Linked DNA regions of Homo sapiens: region 2 is linked to region 1. The links are chromatin contacts, found by Hi-C or POLR2A ChIA-PET in ENCODE. All regions are on one chromosome and are shown on one strand. Each heading gives the region's core, a stretch centred on a gene start or an enhancer-like site at or near the end of the contact. The rest is flanking DNA. Distances are from core to core; before and after follow the strand shown.

Evidence for each region. Hi-C counts contacts between places; a loop is a spot of excess contacts on that map. ChIA-PET counts read pairs that join two places held with the same protein, here RNA polymerase II (POLR2A). Pooled maps may share reads with other maps.
Region 2: a loop to region 1 is called in a map of mammary epithelial cell, with 9 times the contacts of the local background. The contact joins the promoter of LINC01444 here to the enhancer-like site in region 1. A Hi-C loop is called at or near these places in 7 of 168 maps with a recorded cell type or tissue (IMR-90, PC-3, PC-9 and 4 more), 3 of 37 single-sample maps with no recorded cell type and 2 of 50 pooled maps. POLR2A ChIA-PET finds 5 or more read pairs at or near these places in 2 of 52 experiments (OCI-LY7 and WTC11).

What each region holds. Positions count from the first base shown.
Region 1 is chr18:14,919,816-14,924,197 of GRCh38, reverse strand. It overlaps a transcript of ANKRD30B not described here. Among named protein-coding and RNA genes, the nearest start is that of LINC01443, 24 kb to the left of the region's middle. Within about 2 kb of position 2,442, at least 2 of the 41 ENCODE cell types and tissues checked have a DNase peak (open chromatin) inside an H3K27ac peak, as active enhancers do.
Region 2 is chr18:14,969,182-14,973,454 of GRCh38, reverse strand. LINC01444 (long intergenic non-protein coding RNA 1444) reads left to right here and starts at 2,987. Exons shown (of 2, transcript NR_110783.1): 1 at 2,987-3,577; 2 at 3,677-3,848. LINC01443 (long intergenic non-protein coding RNA 1443) reads right to left here. Exons shown (of 4, transcript NR_104164.1): 4 at 1-1,099.

The DNA of each region.
Region 1 (4,382 bases), core at 1,193-3,692:
TTATTTCTAACAACAGTTTGGTAAGGTGAGAAGGATGGTTTCTTTTCTCTTTATTTCAAGGAAAGAGAGATTCAGAGTAATTAAGCAAGTGTCAGAGGTGACATGACCAGTGTATGGGACACTTGGTGATGGATCATGCACTACGTTGTGATGCTGGGACAATCTAGGTGAGAAGATGAGACATATAAGCACAGAGTACATGGAGAGTTTGGAAACTAAGAACAAGCCATGAGATCTAAGCTGTATGGGAAGGGGTATCCCAGCACCACAGGTGATATAGTGTCTTCAGATGTGACTCAGTACAGTCCCAGTACTGGTGTCCAGAAGGATACTACTGGTGTCACCCCTCTCCCAGCTTTAGACAGCTCAACACACAGAGAGAGACTGTTTGGAAGAAAGTAAGGAAAGAGAACAAGATTCTCTGCCTGTTAATCCAGATACTTCTTGCAGATCTTATCCAAGACCACCAATGTTGATCTGAAGCCAGCACATCACTGGGTCTTACCCACAGCCCATTTTAACCCTACTTGGGTACCTTGTTGCTATTTTCACTCAAGGCCCTAGGAATTAGCAGGTTGCAAAGCCAGCCAGGCTTCTGTCCTTCCCTTCAGGGTGGTGAGTTCTTCCAGGACCCAGGAAGGTCCAGAGATGCCATCCAGGAGACAGGGCCTGGAGTCGGAAACCTTACAAATGTTCTTGGTGGTCCATTCTACTGCAGCTGAGCTGGCACCCAAACCACAAAAAAAGGTCCTTCTCACTCTTCTCTCCTCTTTCCACAGGCAGTGAAGCCTCTCCTCATGGTCACCACCACAGGCACACAGGGAGTACTGCCAGGCCACTGCCAATGTTCACTTAGAACCCAAGGGCCCTTCAGTCAGCTTGTATGAATGCTGCCAGGCCTAGGACTCACCCTTCAGGGCAGTGAGCTCCCTTTGACCCCGGGCAGGCCCACAAATGCCATCCAAGAGCCAAGGCCTGAAATCAGAGACCTGAAGAGCCCATTTGGTGGTCTACCCCAGTGTGGCTGAGCTGGTTACTGAAACCAGCACATTTCAGTCTCACCCAAGGCCCACAGTCTACTACCTGGGTATTGCTGCTGGTTCTTCAGGGCCTGTGGACTCTTTATTCGGCAGGTGATGAATCCTGCCAAGACTGAGCTCTTCCCTTCAAGGCAGCAGGTTTTTTCCTGGCCCAGGATGTGTCTAGATACGTATTCCAGGAAGTAGGGCCTGGTGACTCTGCCCAGTGTCCTATTCTACTGTGGCTGAGCTGGTTTCCAAGATGCAAAACCAAGTCTTCTTTCCTCTTTCCTCTACCCTTGTCAAGCGAAATGAAGGAGTCACTTTTGTTGCTGTGAGCTGATCTGCCTCGGCTTTTACAAGGAGTGGTGCAAGCACTCCCTTACCACCTGGGCTGGTGTCTTTCTATGTCCTGTGTCCCTCTTATCCACCAGTTCTGAGCACAGCGCAGCACTAAGACTTGCCTAGGAATTTCAGTCCTTGTGACCTAGACTTTCTTTTCTTTTCTTTTTTTTTTTTTTTTTGAGACGGAGTCTCACTCTGTCACCCAGGCTGGAGTGCGGTGGCGCGATCTTGGCTCACTGCAAGCTCTGCCTCCCAGGTTCACTCCATTCTCCTGCCTCAGCCTCCTGAGTAGCTGGGAGTACAGGCATCTGCCACCACGCCCGGCTAATTTTTTGTATTTTTAGTAGAGATGGGGTTTCACCGTGTTAGCCAGGATGATCTCAATCTCCTGACCTCTTGATCCACCTGCCTCGGCCTCCCAAAGTGCTAGGATTACAGGCATGAGCCACCACGCCCAGCCGTGACCTAGACTTTCAAGTTTATGTAGTGCCCCAGAGCACTTTAGCCCATGGTGTGAAGCTTGCAGAAACTCAACTTTTAACCACTGGGATGGGAGATACCCCTCTGGCTAGGGCTGGTGTAAATGCTCCCTCTGTGGGTGTTGGCTGAGTTCTGCCCAGTGTTGCTCTCCACTGTGACAGGGCAGCACTGAGTTCCAATGCAAAGTCCCCAATCTCCACTCTCTCTCTCCTCCAACAAACAAATTCTCCTCCTGCCAGAAGATGAGGAAGGGATGGTGTTGGCAATTTAAGACTGTCTTTCCTACCCTCTTCAATGCCTCTTTCAGTCATATGAAGTTAAAAGGATGTACTTTGATTGCTCACCTGATTCTTGGTTCTAATGAAGGATTTTTTTGTTTGTTTTTGTTTGTGTGTATAGATAGTTGTTAAATTTGGTGTCTGGCAGGGAGGACCATTGGTGGAGGCTTCTTTTTGACCCTCTTGCTCTGTCTCCCCTTTTTCCCTTATCCACAATTTATGCATCGGAAAACAATACTACTGAGAACCGCCAATTGCCTAAGGCCACGTGGTGAGAAATAGGCAGAGCCGGCAGCTCTGGTCACATTCTAGACACCCTGCCCATCTCTGAAATACTACCATGCCTCTGTTTGCATTATAAACAGCCTTACCTGCCAACTCTCTGTGTACTTGTCCACTTTCCCATTGGTTTTAGAACTTCCTTTACACAGGAGCTGTCTTGTTCATTTTTGCTTTGTCTAGTATTTTTTCATAGTGCTTGGTTTAGAAGGCTATTCTATGATTTTTTTTTCCCTTTTTACTACATAGATTCTACCCTCACTGAGGATCTCAGTGTATGTGTGAGGAAAACAGGGGCAGCAGACAGGGTGGGGCCTCGTGACACCTTGGGTTGTGTCTCCTGCTCACAGAAGCCTGGTTGCACCACAACAGGCAATTATATCTAAACACGCGCCTCATTTGTCTCCTGCCCTCTCCACCCACCACAACAGGCAATTATATCTAAACACGCACCTCATTTGTCTCCTGCCCTCTCCACCTCTGCTGGTTGCACCACAACAGGCAGTTGTATCTAAACATGCGCCTCATGTGTCTCCTGCCCTCTACACCCACCACAACAGGCAGTTGTATCTAAACACATGCCTCATGTGTCTCCTGCCCTCTCCACCCACCACAACAGGCAGTTGTATCTAAACACGTCCCTCATTTGCCTCCTGCCCTCTCCACCACTGCTGATTCCCTTTGACAATTACACCTGCCACCTGATCACTTCCTCATTACTGGGCTCCACCTTTCTTCCCCCTTATTATGCTCTTTCCAGACAAAGACCTTGATAAAAGTAAAAACATTTTCTTTGTCCACAGAGCCAAGAATGTCAAGTTTCCCTAATCAGCAATCACACAACATTGTAAAATGCTCTGAGACAGAGACATAAAAATAAGTGTATCTATATGTGTGACATGTAAATGCTCTCAGCCAATCTTACATGCACTTGCACTTGGTAACTTGTCAATTATTTCAAACATCAACACAAAATGTTTTCCACAAAAAGCACCCACAAGATAGGCCCCACTGACGAAGGAGTTCCCATGGTGGGGCAGGCTTGCAAAAACCACCTGAAGAGGACAAGTGGTGTGCATTGCAGGGGATCCCACCCTACTACACTTTCAGCCTGGAGAATGTCTTAGGATCAGGCAGGACCTTGGGAAGTCAAAACACTAATTTCAGATTGCTTCTTAAAATGGAGTCTGGGAAATCCAGGGACACCCAGACTTTGGCTGCTGTCACTCATTTTTTTCTTTTGTGCTATAGCCCCAGGAAGCTACAAGATCCCTAAGACTGGGGAATTCTGATAGTCTTTAACTTTTGTTTAGCCCTTTCTAGACACTATGGTGTGTCTTTCTAGACACTATAGTGACTCTATGGTGACACTAGTCACTATGGTGACACTCATTACCTTAATTAAGCCTTCCAAGTTACAGGGTGCAGTTAAATACTTTTCAGAGTTACAGAAATAGGCTTAGAGGAATTTGTGAGAAAGCCAAAGTCAAAGTGAGTCAGTTGAGCGTCAAGAAGCCAAGCTTAGATGTACAAGTTTCAGTGAGCATGTTCTATAGAACCAGTGCTTCACACAACACCCAGTACCTACAACATGTTCAAATGAATGAACGAATAAATGAATGAACAAGGAGGGTCCTGGAAGGGGCAACATGGTCAGCCTGTACTCCCCACTCCATCCACTGACCACAACACACCAAGGACAGTGGTTCAGTGCCTTGTTTACTGACCCTCTCTTTCCTTGGGCCTCAGCTGATTTGCCTTCCTGGGGAAAACTTCCCACATCAAGTGGCTGAGCCTGTGGATGAGGCACAGTTCAGAGGCCTGTGCAGGAAAGCAGCCTCTTGGGGCCTTCCCCAGAGCCACTACCAGCACAGAAGCCTGGACTTTGACCTGCAAGCCCTGTTCTAGCCCCCACTTCTGCCCCAGCTTGGCCTAAGTCCAGGTGCAGAACGTTTTTAAACATTTACCAGGGTTGATTTAG
Region 2 (4,273 bases), core at 1,738-4,237, 49 kb before region 1:
CCCACTAATGCCGTCTCTGTCAGGCTGGTGGCCTGTCTGTCCCTGCAGAGGAGAGAACAGGACCTTGCACTGCTGTGACCACCAGTTCCCAGGTCCTGTGGGACGAGCCATGTCCTCACGGCAACCCTGCCCTGCCTGACCTCTGGGTCTGTCTCGTGGCTATTGTCTCTTTATTTTTCAGCTACCTCTTGTCTTCATAACATTAGTGTCCTTGCCAGCATTGGGCACAGTTTGATTAGGGGAGAATTATCACCATTTTAATGCAATATACAACCAGTGTGAGATGCAGAGACACTGAGTCTTGTTTAAATTATCTTACAAATCTGAGGCCAGGCACAGTGGTTCATGCCTGTAATCCCAGCAATTTGGGAGGCTGAGGCAGGTGGATCACCTGAGGTCAGGAGTTGGAGACCAGTGCAGCCAATATGGTGAAACCCTGTCTATACTAAAAATACAAAGATTAGCTGGGCATGGTGGCAGGTGCCTGTAATCCCGGCTACTCAGGAGGCTGAGGCAGGAGAATCATTTGAACCTGGGAGGTGGAGGTTGCAGTGAGCCGAGATTGTGCCACTGCACTCCAGCCTGGGTGACAGAGTGAGTCTCCATCTCAAAAAAAAAAATGAATTAAATAAATAAATAATAATTTTACAAATCTGAGATATGTGCCTGAAAGACACATCTTAGAACTCTCGCCAACTCATTGATCAAGTCACCTATCCACAGAATAACTGAGTCAGTCTGCTGTCTTCACCCAGGAAAGTGATCAGGTCTTTATAGCTCAAGGCTGGGTTGCTTGTAGGAAATCCCTGTGTGGGCTGCAAGATTCAAGAAGCATTGGGGATTTCTCCCTCAAAAATATCTTCTCCATGGATGCCCCAGGGAGAGCTCATGGAAGCTATCAGAGTGGTCTTTTGGCCAGGAGATGCAGTCATCCTCATGGAAGCTATCAGAGTGGCCTTTTGGCTGGGAGACGCAGTCATCCTCATGAAAGCTATCAGAGTGGTCTTCTGGCCGGCAGATGTAGTCATCCACCGATCTCTTCTTGTTTTAGCCATCTCTCTCTCCTCCGTGGGCTCTCTGAGGAAAATACATGCATAGGCTAAACTGGCAAAGGAAAGCAAAGCAACATTTTATTATTAATTGGGGCTTTGGTTCCAAGTCTCCAAACAGAATTCCATTAAACTAGGTTGGACTCAATGGGAAATTCTTCATGAGAATTTATGAGAATATGCATAAGGCAGCTCAGAGCTTAGAACCAAGTGCTGGGCAGTATATTCCTTTTTATGCACTCACAATCAGACCTTAAGCTTAACTCCATCAACCAGACCAGAGAATTCCTACAATAGCAGGAGGAAATGGAGTCACAGCACAAGGGACCCTGCTTGTCTGAAGTGCTCAGTGCAGAACCAGCCAAGCCTGGTTGCTGTATTAGGAAAAGAGAACTTTCAGAGAGAAAGCCTGTCTGGCCCTTGGCACTTCTCGTTGCAGTCACTGGAGAGGTAAGAGAGAAAAGGGGCCACTCTGTCATGTGCTTTCTCTGAAAACAAACCCAGGACAATATGACTAACCATTGACCGAGAGCTTGGAATTTCCTGTCCTTGATGCCACAAGCAATGCCAAACTTGGCAATGTAAAATAGCAACTGTTTTATAGTGCTCTTGAGTTCTGCGAGCCAGGGATCTGAGAACAGCACTGTAGGGTGGCTTATCTCTGCTCCACACTGTCTGCATCCTCAGCTTGGAAGACCGGGAGGCTGGAAGCAGCTTGGCAGCTGGGGTCTGAAACCCCCTGCAGGCACACTTCTTCACATGGCAGTTGATGCTGGCTGCTGGCTGGGACCTCTGCTGGGCTGCCAGCCAGAATATCTGTTTGTGGCTTCTCCATGTGGCTATTTGGGCTTCTTCAAATTTCTTCTAAGAGTGATCATCCCAAGAGAACCAGGCTGAAGCCATATCACCTTTCGCATGCTAGCCTTGGAAGTAAAATCATGTCCTTCTCATTGTACTCCGTTAATCAGGGCAGTCGCAAAGATCCAGCCAGACTGAATGAGAGGGGACAGACACCATCATTCCATGGCTGGTGAGTTAAGCTTACATTGTAAGAAAAGCATGTGGGATGGGCAGTGTTATTACTTGCCACCCAACTCACCCTTGATTAGTAATAAAGTGTCTATATGGGCCACGTGGAAGCAAGGGGGAGAGAAATAAGAATCCTAAGTTTCTCCCAGGTACTGACTGATACTGAGAAACGTACCTAAAACCCACTGCTAGAATCTGTCTCTGGATCAGAGCACGCAGCCTCAGGACAGTGAGTAATTAAGCTGTTATTGGCCGTTGGTGTCAATAGCCAATACTGACTACACACTTGGATTGTCTATTGGTCATATTAGAAAGCAGACAGGACTGAAGATCTAGACGGATAAATAGTTCTTTGGTGAAGGGTTTTGGGACATATTTCATCAATAGGTTCCTATCAGGCAAATGCTGAGGAGGCTGGAGATGAAAACTGAACAAATAACTGGAAGAAAAGAATGAAGAAAGGCCTTCTTTAAGCCTTGGCTCCTTCATGATTTGGCCAGGACCAGTCCTTCCCAGAAGTGAGAGTCAGCTGGGCAGGAGTTTTCCTCCATCAGTGGAGTCATTTTATCAAAACCCAGCCTTAGAGCGCTTCTTTACGGAGGGAGAAACTCAAACACAAGGCAGGGGAGGTGACAAGTGTGTTCTCCATGCCTGGGGTTTCAGGTGAGGGTGGAGGTGTGGGGCCAGGCAGGTGGTTGCTATCACCTCTTCCCCATAAGGAAGATAACACTAACATGCAGGTTGATACAGGGAGAGCAGAATTATGGGATGTTACATCTTACAGAAATATCAGTTATATTTCTTTAATTGTCAGTGACAAAAAGATATTTTTTCTACAAATAAAAAAGGCCATATTTGGAATAATATGGAGCATCTTACAAAAGGAAAATTGCACCTGTACCTAATAAGCCATAGTAGCTCTGGGAACTGAATCTCGGGGACCAGGAACAGTCTCGCATGTCATTGTAATCTGGATTCATGAACTCTGACTTTCCACAGTCTTTGAGTCACTGAGCACCAGGATCAACTTTCACAGAGGATCCAGATAATCAGCCAGCTTGAGTCACACTCCTGCAGCTTGGCTAGGGTAGGGATTCCTGACCAACAGTCCCATAAGATCTTATCCAGTCAGGAGGTACTGGACCAATCTGAAGTGCAGCCAAGACCGGGAGCCACAGACCTGGAACCTGGGTACTCAAAGAGTTGTCCACGTGCCAGCAGCACTGGCCCCTCCAGGAGCTTGTTAGAAATGTAGAACCTCAGAGCCTACATTAAAGATATTGAATCGGAGTCTGCACGTCACATCTGAGAAGCCATGAGCTAAGCTGATGCCATTCAGCTGGGTAGCATCGCAGTCACTGTGCAACTTTTAAACCTACAGCTGCCCAGGCCCACTGCAGACCTGCTAAATTCGAGCTCCTTGTAGTGGGGCCAGGGCCCTGGGACTTCACACAAAACTCTGCAAGTCATCACTGATGAGAAAACCAAGACTCGATGAGGTAAAGCAACTTCCCCCACCACGAAACCTAGTCCTGTGTGAGGGAGCCAGGGGTATTTACATTTTCCTAATTTACATCCTTTTAAACTGCATTTTTCAGAGTCTCCTGAGCTCGGGGGAAGAAGCTGCATAACCGGCACACTTCCAGAAAGGACCGAGGAAGAGAGCGTCGCTTCAGCTAGGGATCTGATTAGTCATGCCTGGTAGGCTCTGCTGAGCTGGGGGCTCTTGGGTTTTGCTTGTTGAGCTGAATTAATATATTAATGGATTTCATGTTTGACTCGCTCTTTCTTTCTCACTGTGCAGGAGCTAAAGGAGTGGAGCTGGGGATGCAAATGTTTCTGTTTAGACAGCTGAAGTGGCCATGCGAGCCCACAGCGAGAGCTGCAGGAGCAGCTACTACAGGGAGTGGGCAGATTTTAGGATGTGCAGCTTTGTACTTGGTGTGGCTCGGTTGTACATTCAGGAATCTCTTTCCTTGTGATACATGGAGCTGCACGTGGAAGATGTTAGGAAAACAGCTGGGTGCAGTTTTGCTGGTTAGTTCTGAACAAACCTAAAGATGTGAGATTTGAACTCTATAAGGGAAGAAAGTGAGGAGGAAGAAGGCACTGAGGCTGCCTGTCACCAGGAGGGTTCTGGGCAAAACAGGGTAGAGTGACTTGGGACAGTTCCTCTTAACGATAGCACAGGCAGT